Linked DNA regions of Mus musculus: region 2 is linked to region 1. The links are chromatin loops, found by intact Hi-C in ENCODE. Cell type or tissue: heart. All regions are shown on one strand.

What was found. Peaks named below come from ENCODE experiments on the same cell type or tissue, not always from the same donor. Only the 100,000 strongest peaks of a DNase experiment are listed, where the experiment ranks them.
Region 2: it touches region 1 in a loop (7-fold over the local background); 16 of 42 quality-filtered maps call a loop at or near these places.

What each region holds. Positions count from the first base shown.
Region 1 is chr9:114,953,204-114,961,203 of GRCm38, reverse strand. No RefSeq gene overlaps it. Among named protein-coding and RNA genes, the nearest start is that of Osbpl10, 21 kb to the left of the region's middle. In heart, a CTCF peak has its summit at 4,012 (motif pointing right); a DNase peak (open chromatin) is centred at 643.
Region 2 is chr9:114,793,717-114,801,716 of GRCm38, reverse strand. It overlaps Cmtm8 (CKLF-like MARVEL transmembrane domain containing 8), which reads left to right. Exons shown (of 4, transcript NM_027294.2): 2 at 5,503-5,676. Among named protein-coding and RNA genes, the nearest start is that of Cmtm7, 16 kb to the right of the region's middle. In heart, no CTCF peak of the experiment used is centred here; a DNase peak (open chromatin) is centred at 3,926; H3K27ac peaks cover 1,073 bases.

The DNA.
Region 1 (8,000 bases):
GTTATCATTCATAGTGCTTCACAAACAGCAGACCCAGCACCAGTGTCTTTAAGAAACCACCACCTCTGAAGCCAGGCAGGAGAAAATGTTTACAGTTAATTATGTAATCGTCTTCATCCCCCGTTGTTTCATTTAAAACACTTCCTTGTTGAAGTCTAGAAATGAGAAGCAGGACTGTGGTATCAGACTTCACTGAAACAAGAAGGGAAAAAAAAACCTCAATGTCAGGGCTGGGGAGGTTAGCCGAAGCAACACGGCAAGTTTGAGACCAACCTGGGCTACAAGAACCCTGGGAGCGAGGTGGGGTGTGTGTGAGGGGGTATACAAGGCGTGGTAAGCAGCAAGCACACTTGAGGCTGAGATGGGAATAGTGCAAGAAATCCAAGGCCAGCCTAGGCAACCATGTGAGATCTTGTCTCAAACTAACAACATGACAGAAGAGAAGGAGGAGGAGGAAGAAGAGGAGGAGGAAGAGGAAGAAGAAGAGAAGGAGACATCAGCCACACAAGCAATGGCTTGTCTGGGCCTTAGCAGGTCTGCACAGACTCTGAAGGTCAGGTGGGGACTTTGCCTTTAAGGCTGAGCAGCTGCTGGCCTGCTTTTGCTGGGTGACAGGCAGTAGGCCAGCCTGCCCGCCCATCAAAGGGCCAGAACATACTGCCTTTGCCACCTGACTTCCTGGCCTAGACTAAGAGGACCAAGCATGAGCCGGGGAGACCAGGAGGGGAAAGAAAGGAGCCATTCCCAAAGACACAGACCTAGGACAAAACCACAGAACTTCCCTGTTGATTGTGAGCCTTAAAAGGTCTACAGTGAGAAAACTGGAAAATCTTGTTTCCGGGTGCTGTGGTCTTGGTGGAGGAAGACACTTTTGTAAGTTTTTAAGAAATGTAGACATTGATCTCTTAAACTCTCTACACAGGGCTAGGGAGTGGCTCAGCAGTTAAGATCTTACTGGCTAATACTCTGTCTGTATCTCTGTCTGTCGGCTTGTTTACTTTTTGAAACAGGTTTCTCTATGTAGCCCTGACTGTCCTGGAACTCCCTATGTAGACCAGGTGGCCTGGAACTCAGAGATCTGCCTGCCTCTGCCTCCCAAGTACTGGGATTAAAGGTGTGCACCACCAAGTTGGCTGTCTTACTGTCCTTACAGAGAGCCTGAGTTCCATTCCCAGCACCCATCAGGTGGCTCACAACCACATGTACCCCCAGCTCCAGAGGGATCCGAAACCATATTCTGGTCTCCCAGGGCACCTGGACTCATGTGTGCAGACACACAAACATACACATATATTTAAAAACGTAGCTTTTAAAAACCTGATAGAACACGTATACTTTGTATCAGGTACCAGATGACCAAGAGCCAAAAGCTCAGTAGCTGTTCTTGGGCCCTGAAGACACTCAGCAGTTAATGAGATCATGCTGAGCCCAACACAGGCTATGTTGTAGACCAGAAAAAAAAATGCATTAGGATTTCTGCAGCTGTGGGAAAACTGAGTTAATTACATTCCCCAGTTCATGGCATGAGCTGTCATCTGTCTGCTTCATCCTGTCCCATTTAATGGCAACTCCTTCTCCCCTCTCCCTCTAGGATACTTTGGTATCCTTGTAAAAACCTACAGAAGTGAGCTGGGCACTGTGATGTGTGTTTGTGACCCCAGCACTTGGAAAGCAGAGGCAAAAGAATCATGGTGAGTTCAAGGCCGACCTGGGCTACGTGAGGCTGTCCCAGAACCCTCGGGGCTGGGGAGGGGGTGGTGTAGTTCAGTAATTAGGTGCTTGCCTAGTATACATAAGGCCTCTGGGTCTAATCCCTGGCACAGTATAAACTGGGTGTGGTTGTTCCTGCCTGTAATCCTAGCCTTGGAAAGTGCAGGCCGAAGAGTCAGAAATCCAAGGTCATTTGCCCAGATCATTGGTCTATACCCATATCAGTGAGGGATGGCCTTGATTGCTGTAGGAAGGCCCAGTCCACTGTGGGCAGCATCATCCCTAGGCAGGTGGGCATGGACTACATAAGAAAGCTATCAGAGCACGGGCCAGCGAGCAAGCTAAAGAGCAAACCAACAAACTTGCATTCCTCCATGGGTTCTGCTTGAAGTTTCTGCTTAAGCTCCTGTCTGGACTTTCTTTCAGTGATGAACTGTGACCTGGAAGTGTAAGCCAGATAAACCTCTTTCTCTAAGTAGGTTTTGGAATCACAGCAAGAGAAGGAAACTAGACACGCACCCACACACCAAAAGAAAGAAAAAAGGAAAGAAACAGGGAAGGGAGGGAGGGAGGAAGGAAGGAAGGAAGGAAGGAAGGAAGGAAGGAAGGAAGGAAGGAAGGATGCAAGAGTCAAATAAAGAAAACCCTCTGTACTGCTGTACTTCCCTGTGCTTCATAACCTCCGGGCTTGTGAATGACACCACGATCTCTGTTCAGTTTTGTGCTGTTCCCCAGACAAGAGCAATGAAGCCTATTGAGCCACGCAAAGAGATCTTTCATCCAGCAAGATCAATAAACTCCTAGATTCTAATAGTTTGTTTATTGATTCTATTGGTTTTTCCATACAGTTTATATCACTGAAAAATAATGACAATTTTATCTCTGCCTTAGTCTCTTATATATCTCATTTTTCTTTTTTATGTCTTTCTGCACTAGTTAGACACATCAATATGATCGGTGTCCTGTCCCATATAATTGTTATTATCCCGCAATATTATGGGCTCTTGTCCCCATTTGTACCTCTCCCTTCTCGGTTTCTTCCTTCCACTTTATCTTTAAGATCTGTTTATTCAGTGTGTGTGTGTGAGTGTGTATGTGTGTGTCCTTGTGTTTGTGAATGAATGTGTGTGTGCCTATGTGAGTGTGTGTGTCTGTGCATGTGAGTGTATGTGCCTCTGTGTATGTCCCTGTGTGTGTGTGTGTGAGAGAGAGAGAGAATGTGTGTGTGTATGTGTGGTGTGTGCCTGTGTGTATATCCCTGTGTGTGTGAGTGAGTAAATTGTGTGTGTGTGGTGTGTGCCTGTGTGAGTGTCTGTGCCCGTGTGAGTTTGTATGCACCATATCCTCTTGAGATCACAACAGTGTTTCAAATCTCCTGAAACTGGAATTATAAGTAGCTGTGAACTACTTTGTGGGTGCTGAGAACCAAACCCAGGTCCTCTGCAAGAGCAGTAAGCACCCTTAACCATTGGATCATCCCCCCAGTTCCTCCTTATAGATACGGAAATCAGAAAACGTTCTCTGGATGGTGGTGGTGGGGTACTTACAATGGTCCAGAATTTGAACTAGTATATGCTTTCCTACAATACAGCCTGGGCTGTCTCCAACCTAATTAGGACCTAATGCCCTCTTCTGGTGTGTCTGAAGACAAATACATAAAATAAATAAATCTTTATATTGAAAAAAAAAAAGTTACAGGAGTCTGGGGTCTCACCATCCAGGCTGGTCTCAAAGTCCTGAGCACTTTCAAGCAACTGGAGCTATGGGAACATGCTAGATGTCTGTCCTCAAGCCCTTCCCACATGTGAGGCATTTTCATCCTGAAACCAGACATCAGGGAATAAATTTGGAATCTGTCCCACTGTGGTCTCACAGAAAGGATGAAAAGAGAGACAGAGACAGACATGGAAGTGGGCCATTTCTGAATGGGTAAGCGCCACTCAGGGAAGGTCTGAGTCACTATGGAGGCTGTTGCAGTTACTGCCACATTCAAACTTTAAACATCACTGTCAAATTCCCGACTAGAAGAGGTGGCACACTCCTTTAGTCCCAGCAGTCGGGAGGCAGAGGCAGGCGGATTTCTGAGTTGGAGGCCAGCCTGGTCTACAAAGTGAGTTCCAGGACAGCCAGGGCTATACAGAGAAACCCTGTCTCGAAAAATAAAAAACAAACAAATCAACAACAAAACAAAACAAAACAAAACAAAAAATCCCCACTAGAGTTCTACAAACTGACCTCCTGGCTAACCCACAGTTCAGTAGCTGGGACAGAGGCAAAGCCTGGGGTTGTTTTCCTATTCCACCACTAGGGGGTGATATATCCCATTCGATTCAATACTATGGCCACTTGGCCATCTCTAAGCTGTATCCTTAGCCCAGGACGTAATTCCAGGGATTACCAATGGTGGCACATCCTGGAGACCACTCCAAAAACAGGAGGCCTCTCATAGGTGCAGTCATAATCTATAATCTATTTGTTCAGAGAATGACGCTTCCGGGAGAAATGAGCCATGGAAAGCACTTGCACACAAGTCTCTATGACTGTGTAGACGGAAGTCATAACACACGGAGACCCGCCCTAGAAGGCTGTAGTGAGAGGAACTTGTGAGGGGAAAGATCACTGTCAAAGGTGGAGCGAGCCTCTCAGAGCTGTGTTCATACTTTCAACACCTGAGGGTCGATTGTCCCCAGGTGTAAATGACTAAATGCTGGAAGTTCATTTCCTAAAAAGATTTGGCCCAGTTCTTTAACAATCCTACCACCACAGCCAGCATTTTTATTTGGATTCTTGGGGACATATGCCTATAATTCCAACACTGAGAGACTTGGACACAGGGTCTTTCCCAGGCTAGGCTACACATTGATGTCCTGTGTCCCCTCAATAATGTGAATACATGAAAGAAATGATTAGTATCTGTCTCTTCTCAAGGACCATGGTGATTTCATACTATTCCCTGTGTTGTCTCCCCTTGATCCTGTCATCAGTAACATGAGCTGGACAGCCTTGCTCCTCCTCAGCCTGCTTTCCCGGCTTACATCCATTTCTACTAACCAGGGACACACGTGAGGCTCGGTGGTGAGACACAGTGGTGAATCTCAGTGGTGAGTCTCAGTGGTGAGACACAGTGGTGAGACACAGTGGTGAATCTCAGTGGTGAGTCTCAGTGGTGAGACACAGTGGTGAGTCTCAGTGGTGAGACACAGTGGTTTGGCTCAGTGGTGAGGCTCAGTGGTGAGTCACAGTGGTAGACACAGTGGTGAGACACAGTGGTGAGTCTCAATGGTGAGGCTCAGTGGTGAGTCTCAGTGGTGAGACACAGTGGTGAGTCTCAGTGGTGAGACACAGTGGTGAGTCTCAGTGGTGAGGCACAGTGGTGAGTCTCAGTGGTGAGACACAGTGGTGAGACACAGTGGTGAAGTTCAGTGGTGAGGCTCAGTGGTGAGTCACAGTGGTGAGACACAGTGGTGAGTCTCAGTGGTGAAGCTCAGTGGTGAGTCACAGTGGTAGACACAGTGGTGAGTCTCAGTGGTGAGACACAGTGGTGAGTCTCAGTGGTGAGTCTCAGTGGTGAGACACAGTGGTGAGACACAGTGGTGAGACACAGTGGTGAGTCTCAGTGATGAGTCTCAGTGGTGAGACACAGTGGTGAGTCTCAGTGGTGAGACACAGTGGTGAGACACAGTGGTGAGACACAGTGGTGAGTCTCAGTGGTGAGGCACAGTGGTGAGACACAGTGGTGAGTCTCAGTGGTGAGACAGTGGGTGAGTCTCAGTGGTGAGGCACAGTTGTGAGCCTTACACTGTGGCGGCCCCAGGGCCTTGAGCCAGCGGGTTCGCAGGTGAACCCGGAGATGGTGGAGGCACTGCTCTCCTGAAGCTCAGCCATTGACCACATCATCTACAAGGCAGTAATCTGGGGCGCAGGGGCTGACAGAGCTTGTCCACAAGTCTGAGGACCAAAGTCCATTCCTGACACCCTGTTCTCCGGCCTCCGCATGGGTGTGACCCTGCCAAAGCATGAAAATAGATGAATGTATTTAAAGAATACGTGAAAAGGCGGGGGTCTGGATACCCATGCACTTAGGCAAGGTTTAGCTGTTGTTTTAAGCTTTCTGTCTGTTTGATGCTTGGTTTTCGGAGACCCCGTCTATGCTGCCTGGACTTCCCCGGACCTCAGATCCTCCTGGGAGCTGGGATAACAAGGTGTCACTGTTCATGGCTCAGAGTTGGTTTTGATCAAGAATCTCCAGTTTGTCACAGCATGAGAGATTTATTTATCTTTTATCTTTAAGGCCTCAGCGGGATATAATTTAACATCAAATTCACCCACTGTGAGGCACAATCCATGCCTTTTAGCACACCTAAAGAATCCAGCAACTGTTGCCAGATTTTAAATTTTTCTATTGATTTATGGGGAGCACTCATGCCCCCGTGCATGCATATGGAGGTCAAAGGTCAACTTCCAGGAATCTATTCTTTCCACCCCATGGGCCTCAGGAACAAGTCAAGTCCTCAGGCTTGGTAGCAGGTGCCGTTACCAGCTGAGCCCTCTCACCAGTCTCTTGGCGTTTGTGTCTACTTTTTTATTTTATTACCAGTAGTCTTACTTGGTCCCCAGTTCGTTGGTTGGTTTTGGCTTTTCTGTTTTGTGTTGGGTGGGGTTTGGCCTTTTGATTTTCTTTTCAGAGAGTCCATAGTATATAGCCTAGGCCATCCCCCTGCCTCTGCCCCTTGAGTAGGACCACAAGTGCATTTCCCATGAATTTCATATGACTCTGGCCTCTGAGGTTAGAGCTGGGAGCTGCGCACACCCAAAGTAAGCTTTGAGTTCATGAATCTACATTACACCCTGTAAAGGTCCTGGGTGTGCCCACTGCAGAGTCTGCTCCGTCTGATGGAGCAAGTACTGATAAGAAGAAATTCATACAGAGTGCAGATACATCATCCTGCTCCCATAGGGCCCATCCCCCACACTCACTCCATAGGGCCCATCCCTCACACTCACTCCATAGGGTTCATCCCCCAAAGCAAATATCTTAAACAAAGCCAGAAAAACCTTTTGGAAGCACATTTTTATTTGCTAGCTAATAGGGCAGGGGGCACACTTTGGATTTTTTATGTCTCTGTAGCTGTGGGGAGACCCATGGCAATCAACATATGATTTTTAATAATAATAACAGTCGTGTTCTGTCTGAGGGCAGTAAATACTGAGAGTGCCCATTAACAGCAGCCTGCCACCCTTTCTTGAAATTGCCTTCTGGCCAGTTTCAAACACGGCTCTATTAAACCCTTAAATAAGGACAGAAGAACCGGTGTCATAAAACGGGAGTGGGGATTATGTTGAAGAGGAAGGTTGGAGGCTAAATTATAGTATCTAAATTTTCTTAAAGCAATGATAAAATTTTATGAGCAATCCATAAGTTATATGGAAAACACTTAGGCTGGATCACACCAGCGAACGGGAATGATAATCTAACATCAAATGATTCCCCTTGCTCTTTTATTTATTTATTGGCTTTTGGGGGTATTGGTTTTTAGGATTTTTGTTTGTGGGTTTGAGACAGGGTCTCACTACCTCTTGGCTGACATGGACTCACTAGGTAGACCAGGCTGGCCTGAAACTCACAGAGATCCACCTACCTCTGCCTCTTAAGTGTCAGGATTAAAGGCGTGCACCACCCAGCTTTCTTGTTTTTTTTTACAAGGCTATATCGTCTATAAACCAGACTGGCATTGAGGCCTCTATGTATGTAGTCGAGGCTAGACTTGAACTCACATTTTCCTCAAACTCTCAGTAGTCCTCCTTCCTCAACTCTGCAAATGCTGAGATTACGGGCATGCCTAGCTAATCTGATAGATTTTAACAAGGGAATGAAAGACTGACAAAAAGTAGCAAGGCACAAAAAAAAGGGAGGGCGGAGCTCGGTGAGAATTGACGCCTGGTATCTGGAAGCTGCTGACAGCAGGGGACGAGGGCTGAGGAGGGAAACAGACAGCAGGTGGGTCATTGACCCAAAGCATAATTCCAGAAAGCCCAAGAGTACAAAACAGAAACTATAAATTATTTTGCGAAAAATTATAAGTTAAATTATGTGAAGAGAAAAAAACTGAAAATAAACGAGAGGACTGAGACATAGCTGTTGGCAGAGTACTTGTCTGCCATGGATGAAGGTAAGGCTCTAAACTGGGCGTGGTGGTACACGCCTGTAATCTCAGGCAGGAGTTCCAGGCCAGCCTGAGTTACTTAAGACCCTTTTAAAAAAAAAATCACATCACACAAACAAAAACAAA
Region 2 (8,000 bases), 160 kb after region 1:
GCGTTGCCAGCGTCCTCAACGCTGATACCTGGAATTCAGACACTCCATGCATGAACATCAGCCTGTCTTGCCATGAACCTGCTTCCTTGACCCCTTGCGGGCTGTGCGGCCGCTTTAGTTTTCCGCTCGCCCCATCTCCCAGGCGACACCGCACCCTGTCAAGGACAGGGGGCTGCATTGTCTTGCGTGTATGCTTTGGCCTGGCTCGGGGTCACTGGTTGTCTTGGTGTCTGCTAACCTTCCTGACCTGCACTCTCGGCAGCTAGAAGAGTGAATGGACACAGCTTTTCACAGCTGTGCTGACTATAGATGGAATCTGGGGAAGGACGTTAAAGCTCGCTCGGAGACAAGGTCATAGAGCCATGAGACATCCAGGGGATTTCTCTGTGTTCTCTGGTGAATCTGTCTCTTCCCCGTGGCCTTGCAAGTCTGTTTTAATTAAGAGCAGTCGGATGGCATCTTTTAGGGAGGAAGAAAGGGCTTGCTTCAAATGTGTGCCCCACCTAGATTTAGAAGCTACATAGTTCGTGTGTTTTAAAACATTATTTTGGAAGGAAATTGTCTGTCTATTCAGGGCATCCCAGTCCCTTGCATGGTTTCAATGCCACATTTTGTAGAAATAGACAATAAAAAAAAAAAAAAAACAAAAACTCGAAATTCATGTGGAATCTAGAAACAAAAAACAAAAAACAAAAAACCATACATGGAAGATGTGGACCTGTGGATCCTGCCAAAAGGCTCTGGGGCAGAAAGATCTTCAGACCTATGCTTGGAGGCCTGCCCACTCTCAGGAGTTCCTTCTTACTTTCCTTCCTTAATGAATCTATGTTCTGCTCCGGCCCTGCCCTGATTGCCTTGATGCTCTTGGGCACAAGACAATGGACTTGGGCGCTGCCACTGGCTGCAGATGGCTTTGGAGACCACTGGTGGTTCTGCACTCCAGTCACACTCCTCCCCTCTCCTCCCCAGTTAGCCTCATCCAGAGCCCAGAAAGACTGTGGGAAAAGACCCCCATCCTTTCTCAAAGAACCCAGATCAGTGTGAGAGCGACATCTCATGCAGGGGCTAATGGAGCAGGGGCTGAGCACAGCAGTGGGAGCCAGTGGCTCTCCACAGGACAGGAGATGCTTTTCGGCATTATTTTACTTGAGCTTCTTATGAATATATATATGTATATAGTCATAAGAATATATATGTGTATATATATATATACCCTTAAGCATGTGTGTTTGTGGTGGGGTATATGTGTATGAGTATGTGTGTTTGTGTGCCTGTGTGTGGGAATATGTGTATGTGTGTGGGTGTATGTATATGTGTATGCGTGTTGGCATATGTGCGCTCACATGTATATGAGTACAGATGCCTTTGAGGGCCAGAGGTATCAAATTCCCCTGAAGCTACCAGCTGTTGCGAGCCTCTCAGTGTGGGCACTGGGAATTGAACTCAGGTCTTCTGCAAGCTCAATACATGCTCTTAACCACTGAGCCTTTTCTTCAGCCCCAAGCTGAGGGCTTCTTATCCTCCTGCCTCCACTTCCGATATAACTAGAGTTACAGATGTGCCCACCACCACATTTGTTTTCTGTGGAGTGAGGGATCAAACCTTGGACTTCACACCTTGGCTAGAGATGTGCTCTACCAGCCGAGGTTAGTCCTCAGCCCTCATTCCTTCTGTGAGCCCGTGTCTCTCTTTCTTCCTTTAGCCCTTTCCTTTTCCCTCACCTTCTCCGTTGTTGTTGTTGTTGAAACACTTTATTCAGAGGCTCGGGGAAGGTCAGAGAAGAAAACACCACCCACAGAGGGGAAATGCTGAGTCAGCTAGAGCCGAGCTTCAGGTTGGCATCAAAATGCTTCACCCAGGTTTAACACTCAGAGCCAGCCTTGGAGCATCAGGAAATCAGGGCAGAGTCCTCACCACAGGATCCTTTGTTCTTGCAGACCTTCTGGTTTGTCTGAGGCCTTGCCCTTTGGTGACCCGCACGGGAGCAGAGCATCCCTCACTGACTGACAGCACTTGCTGTGATGGATGCATGTTCTTTGGGAGATCTGAGAGCTGGGTCATTAGTGTCGGCGCTGCACAGTCTTATGTCAGCTTGACACAAGCTAAAGTCATCTGAGAGGAGAAAACCGTGGAGAACTGGCCTCCATAAGACCAGGATGTATGAAGGCCTGGAAGGCAGTTTCTTAATTAGTGATTGGTGGGGGAGGGCTCAGCCTGTTGTGGGTGGCTTCATCCCTGGGATGGTGGTCTCGGGTTCTCTAAGAGAGCAGACTGAACAAGCCATGGGAGCAAGCCAAGTAAACAGCATCCCTCCACAGCCTGTGCCTCAGCTCCTGCTTCCAGGTTCTTGCCCTGTTCTAATTCCTGTCCTGAGTTCCTTTTTCGATGGGTTACAATGTAGAAGGGTGTTCAATAAACCCTTTCCTCTTAAGCTTGCTTTCTGGCCATGGTGTTTCATTGTAGCAGTAGAAACCTTAACTGAGTCAGAGTCTAAGCTCACACACTCAAGCCCCTGAGGTGTGAACTGTTCAATGGGAAAGGAGAAAGGAAAAAAATCGAGGGAGGGAAGAAGAAAGGGGAAGGGTCGGGGAGTGAGTGAGGGGCTAGTCCCTTGAGCTGCCTGAGCACAGGGAATGTGACCCCCTTGCCCTGCCTCTTCCCAGCATTGCTGAATGACAGGTCTAGATGGAATCTGCATGTCTGTGTTCTTAGCTGACGTTGGACCTCCCTGCCTGGGACCACACACTTGGAGAGCCTGGCTAATTGCAGCCTGCCAGCCAAATCTAGCCTACCCTGTTTGTAAATAAAGTTCCCACAAAACGTGGCCACACTACAGTAGCAAAATGAATGGTTGGGACCGAGACCGTATGGGATTCAAAGCCCACGACATTCACCATGCAGCCATGACCAAAAAGTGTGTGCCAACTTCTCTGCATCACTTCATTCTCTGGAGCACCGTGGTGCTAATTCCAGGCACAGGCCCCTGACCCTCTCTTTTACCACCAAGGACTCCATGAGTTCTTCCTGCCAACGTGCAGTTTGGGCAGAGCATTTGGTTATGTTTCATGGACGGAATAAACATGAGACCGCTAACCTCTGCAGAGTTCCATGGAACTTGGTATACTGGTAACGTTATTCTCTGTGGTCTCACCACTCACCAAAGATTGGGTACAGACAAAAGGCCATATGCGGATCTGCTTTAGTGAGGCAGTGAGTCTATCGGGGTTCCTTACAGGAGCTCGGAGAATTCAAAAGCAGCTGTGTCCATGGTGACGGGTCACAGATGCTGCCTAAAGTCAGTCTTTAGACATATTTTAACACCCACCTTGTATGCAGAGTCCTGTCGCACTGCCTGCTGGGAATAACAGAGTCCCATGGTCCAGCCTCCATATAGATCTTTGTTTGATCATGAAATGTCAGAATAACTAAGTCCCAAGTTCTTAGCACCACTGTGGCTAGGGGACAGACGTCCTCATGACACCCCCTCAGAGTAGGAACAAGAGCCATATGGTTTGAAGTCTGCCTTCATCAGGCAAATTTGATTCTCCCCATCTCGGAGCCAGACCCCTAAATCCTACACCTCTATTTCCTCACTTCCAAGACCGGAAACAGAGAGCCCATGTGCCTTGTTAGAGATGCCACCAAGGCCCCAGGCCCCTGGGTGCATTCACTAGTGGCTCTGCTGTAGCTCTTGAAGCACACCTCAGTAAAATCTCTGCGAGAACATCACACAGAGTCCAAGGACATGGGGATTAAGTCTTTGCATCAGTCCATCCTTTTCTCAGGCAATATGTGGCAACCGATGCTAACAGTGGAAGTCAAGTCCTTCCACCACCTCTGTTTCACACTGGGCAGACAGCCCACCCTGGTCTGCCCTGGTTCCGCTGGCCTGGTCATCCATCAGCAGTATGCGGGTGCCCCCTAGTGGATAAATGGAGGTGGTGGCCGAGCATGCTGACAGACTCTGAGAGACAGAAGAGATAAAGGGCTGGCTGGAAGAGAGTCCCTGAGTCTGAAGGGGACAACTGAGCAGATGTGGGGAGGCAGCAGGTTGGAGTCAATGTGGATCCCAGGAGGAAATGCACTTTTCTTTCTCTTACGGTCTCCAGCATCATGTGGTAATAACCTGCTTTGTTTGAAAAGACAAAACCCCAAGTGTGCACGTGCATATGTGCGTGCCTGCGTACGTATTTTCTGAAGCAGAGAGTGTGGGGTGTGAAGTGGGAGCTGGCAGACATTTTCTGTGAATGTGACTATTTTAGGCTTCATGCCTGAGGCTGTCTTTTAAGCATGACATCACAGGTAAGGGGCAAGGCAAAGAGCAGGGCTGTGTCTGTCTGCTGCATGAAACAGGTCGTGTGAGCTGGGGTTGTGGCTCCATTAGTAAAGTACCTGTCTCACAAACATGGGGACCTGAGTTCCATCCCCAGTGTTCACACAAAAAGAAACAGGCATGTGCAGGAGGCAGAGACAGGAGGTCAGAAGTGACAAACCCGGGGTCCCCGTGAGAGACCCTGAATGGCTCCTGAGGAACAACACCTAGAATTGACTTCTGGTCTTCACACATCCCACCACCACCATTAATATCATCATCATCATCATCTGATTCAGGCCATGAGCTGTATCTAGTCACAGTCATCGTTGGTCAGACCTGAATAGTGTGTCTAACACATGACAGGTTTAATGACGCTGTGCCTCTCTCCTATCTGTGACCTAAGTGCCCAGCATCACACACAATTGAGAGTAGGTGCTCAGGGAGCACGTTGCTAACCCAGATGGCTCTGATTGACCTCTGTAACATAACAGCTTCACCGCAGAATTTCCCAGAATGCACTGAGTGACAAAAGGCGTGCTCTCCAAATTGGCCATTTAAAGCATCACAGCAGATCGGAGCTAGCTGCCGTCCCTGCTTTCTTTTCTAATCTATCTCTGTCTAAAATAACCCAGGCTGTGATGTGAAAGGCCAGGAGGCCAAACTACTTTGTTTAGCACAAAGAAAGCTACCACAGAAGGGGGGAGGCTGGCCTGGGTGACACTACACCACAGCCAAAGCCCCACGTTTTCCAGGGGCTGCCTCTTGGGATATGATGCACAGGCTGACTGCTGCACAGCTTAGAGATGTGGTGAAAGGATTTGTACGGGGGGGGGGGGTGGGGTGGCGGAGGGGGAGAGCGGGTCGTGGCTGGAAAGATGGCTCAAGGGTTAAGAGCACTGACTGCTCTTCCAGAGGTCCTGAGTTCATTTCCCAGCAACCACATGGTGGCTCACAACCATCTGTAATGGGATCTGGTGCTCTCTTCTGGTGTGCTACAGTGTAATCATAAAAATAAATAAATCTTTTTTAAAATGTTTTTATTATGTATATTGGGGATATGTCTACATGGGTGGGCATGTGTGTATAATATGTACAGGTTGTGTGGGGCATTGTGACTAATGACTTCCTCTGTATCTCACTCTCTCTCTTTCCGCCCCCCTCTCTGCACCACCTCTGCTACTCTGCAGGTCTTGGGACTGCTGGTGTGGACTCTCATCGCTGGCACTGAGTATTTTAGAGTCCCTGCTTTTGGCTGGGTAATGTTTGTGGCTGTCTTCTACTGGGTCCTCACCGTCTTCTTCCTCATTGTCTACATCACCCTGACTTACACCAGGATTCCCCAGGTGCCCTGGACCACAGTGGTAAGGACACCTCGGGGTGGCACCTGCCCGGGGCTGTGAGGTGGGACAGCAGGTGTCTCAGGGGCGGCACCTGCCTGGGGCCGTGAGGTGGGACAGCAGGTGTCTCTTCTTGTGGATTTGGGGTCACCTCTGCTCACGTGGGGCAGGCCAGTGCTGGAGAAGCCAGCAGCAGTAGGTGGTCCCTGCTTACCCGATGGCCTGAGAGTGAAGCCAGCACACCTAGGAATGAACAAGGTTCCCAGACAAACTGAGTCAAGGAAAGCTGGATTCTGTCACGATACTCAGTGTCACCTGCAAACAGGTGGGTCAGGGCAACAGTGTCTCCTGATTTCCTTCCTTCTTTCTATGTGCACGACTAAAGAAAAAGGATCCAGGCTGTTAAAACAAACACGTGGCAGGCGTCTGGGTGAAACCGGAGTGTGGGAAGCTTTGGTCTCTATGTCCTGTTGCAAAGAAAACACACAGTGTGGTAGATGGGTCCGGAGTAGAGCAGGGCAAGGCACCTGCCTGCCATGTTCCTGGTCTTGTATTTAAACCCCAGCACCACAGAAACACAGATGAGTAAAGTGAGTGTCTTCCCACTTGGAAACAAGAATAGTTAAGGGGTTTGGATTCTTGTCCTGGCTCCAGAGAGCACGCCATCCACAGGTTAGACAACAGTGATCACACAGTCTTCTGGCAAGAGTGTGCAGTCTTGCTAGGGAGTTGGAAGTGCCCTATCGGTTGAGAGAGCACTTACCTGGCATACACAAAGCACCGCATACATAGGCATGGTGGCTCACATCTATAATGTCAGCACTGGGAAGTAGAAGCAGGAGAATCAGAAAGTCAAAATCGTTTTCAGCTGCATATAGAGTTGGAGATCAGTCTACAATATACTAGGCCTTGTTTCAGACAGACAGACAGACACATAGACAAACAGACACATAGATATGGTGGCACATGCCTATAATTCTAGCAATTTCTCGGAACATGGGAAATGGAAGCAAGAAGACCTCAAGTTTGAAGCCAAGCTGGCCGAACAGTGGGTTCAAGGTCATCAAGGTCATCACTTAAAATGATAATAAAATTTTTTAAAAGTGGTACTACATGGATAAAACAGAACTCAAAAGGCATACCGATTTACTATGTTTGTTTCCAACACACACACACACACACACACACACACACACACACACATCTGGCTCCGCACTTTGAAGGCCATCCTCTTTGAGAGCTGTGGTCCGAGGGCTTTCATACACTGCCTTCATTGTTCAAAGTGTCCCTGCCCCTCTTCCTTCTGAGCTGCCTCTAGAGTTCAAGTAAACCCAACCAGAGGCAAGTCTCCTTTCACTTTCAAAACAGATTAACTTGTGGTTGTTTCCCCACACCCCAAAGCGAAGAATCTCCATTGGCATTTTCAGACATCTGGATCTGGGTCTGAAAGTGATCCCAAGCAAGTGCTTGTGACCAGGAGCACACAGAGGGCCCCGGGAGTCAGTGTCCTGATTCCCCTAGGACACTAGGAAGGGCAGACTCATTTGGATGTTGGATTCAAAAATAGCTGATTCTTTCATAAAATAGCAGCTGTGACAACCTAGTGAAAGAGGACAAAGAAGTGATGGAGGTGGGTCTGGGCATGTAGCTCAGTGGGTGGGGTCTTTGCCTAGTGTGCATGAAGCCCTGGGTCCGATCCCCCATAAAAACCGTGTGTGCACACCTGCAATCCCAGCCTTCAGGAGGTAAAGGCTAAAGGGTTCTCAGATAAATAATGAGTTGGAAGCCAACCTGGGCTACGTGAGATTTAATGTCAAAATGAAAATTGATGAATATACATAAAGGAAAGGAAAGCCATTGTCCCTTCCAGTAGCTGAATGTCCGTTAGTCCTTGCTGGCCAGAGCTGGTGACTTTGGAGAAGTGAATGTCTGCAGGTCAGCCAGCTCTGTCTGCCACATCCTTCCCCCCACCCTCTCAGCAGCCACCAGGGCTGGGGCCCCGCTCCCTCTCCCTCAGTGACATGCCTTTCCTAGCCTCCTGCCCCTAGGTCAGCCTTATACCCGAAGGTTGCTCCTGCTATAGAAGACATGGCATGCCCAGTCCCTGGCTCGTGCCTTTGACACTGGGAGAATTCTTTTTTTTTTTTTTTTTTTTTTTTTTTTTTTTTTTGGTTTTTTTCAAGACAGGGTTTCTCTGTGTAGCCCTGGCTGTCCTAGAACTCACTCTGTAGGCCAGGCTAGACTCGAACTCAGAAATCCGCCTGCCTCTGCCTCCCGAGTGCTGGAGTTAAAGGCGTGGGCCACCACGTCCGGTGGGAGAATTCTTGATCCCTTAGCTGAGGTGCACC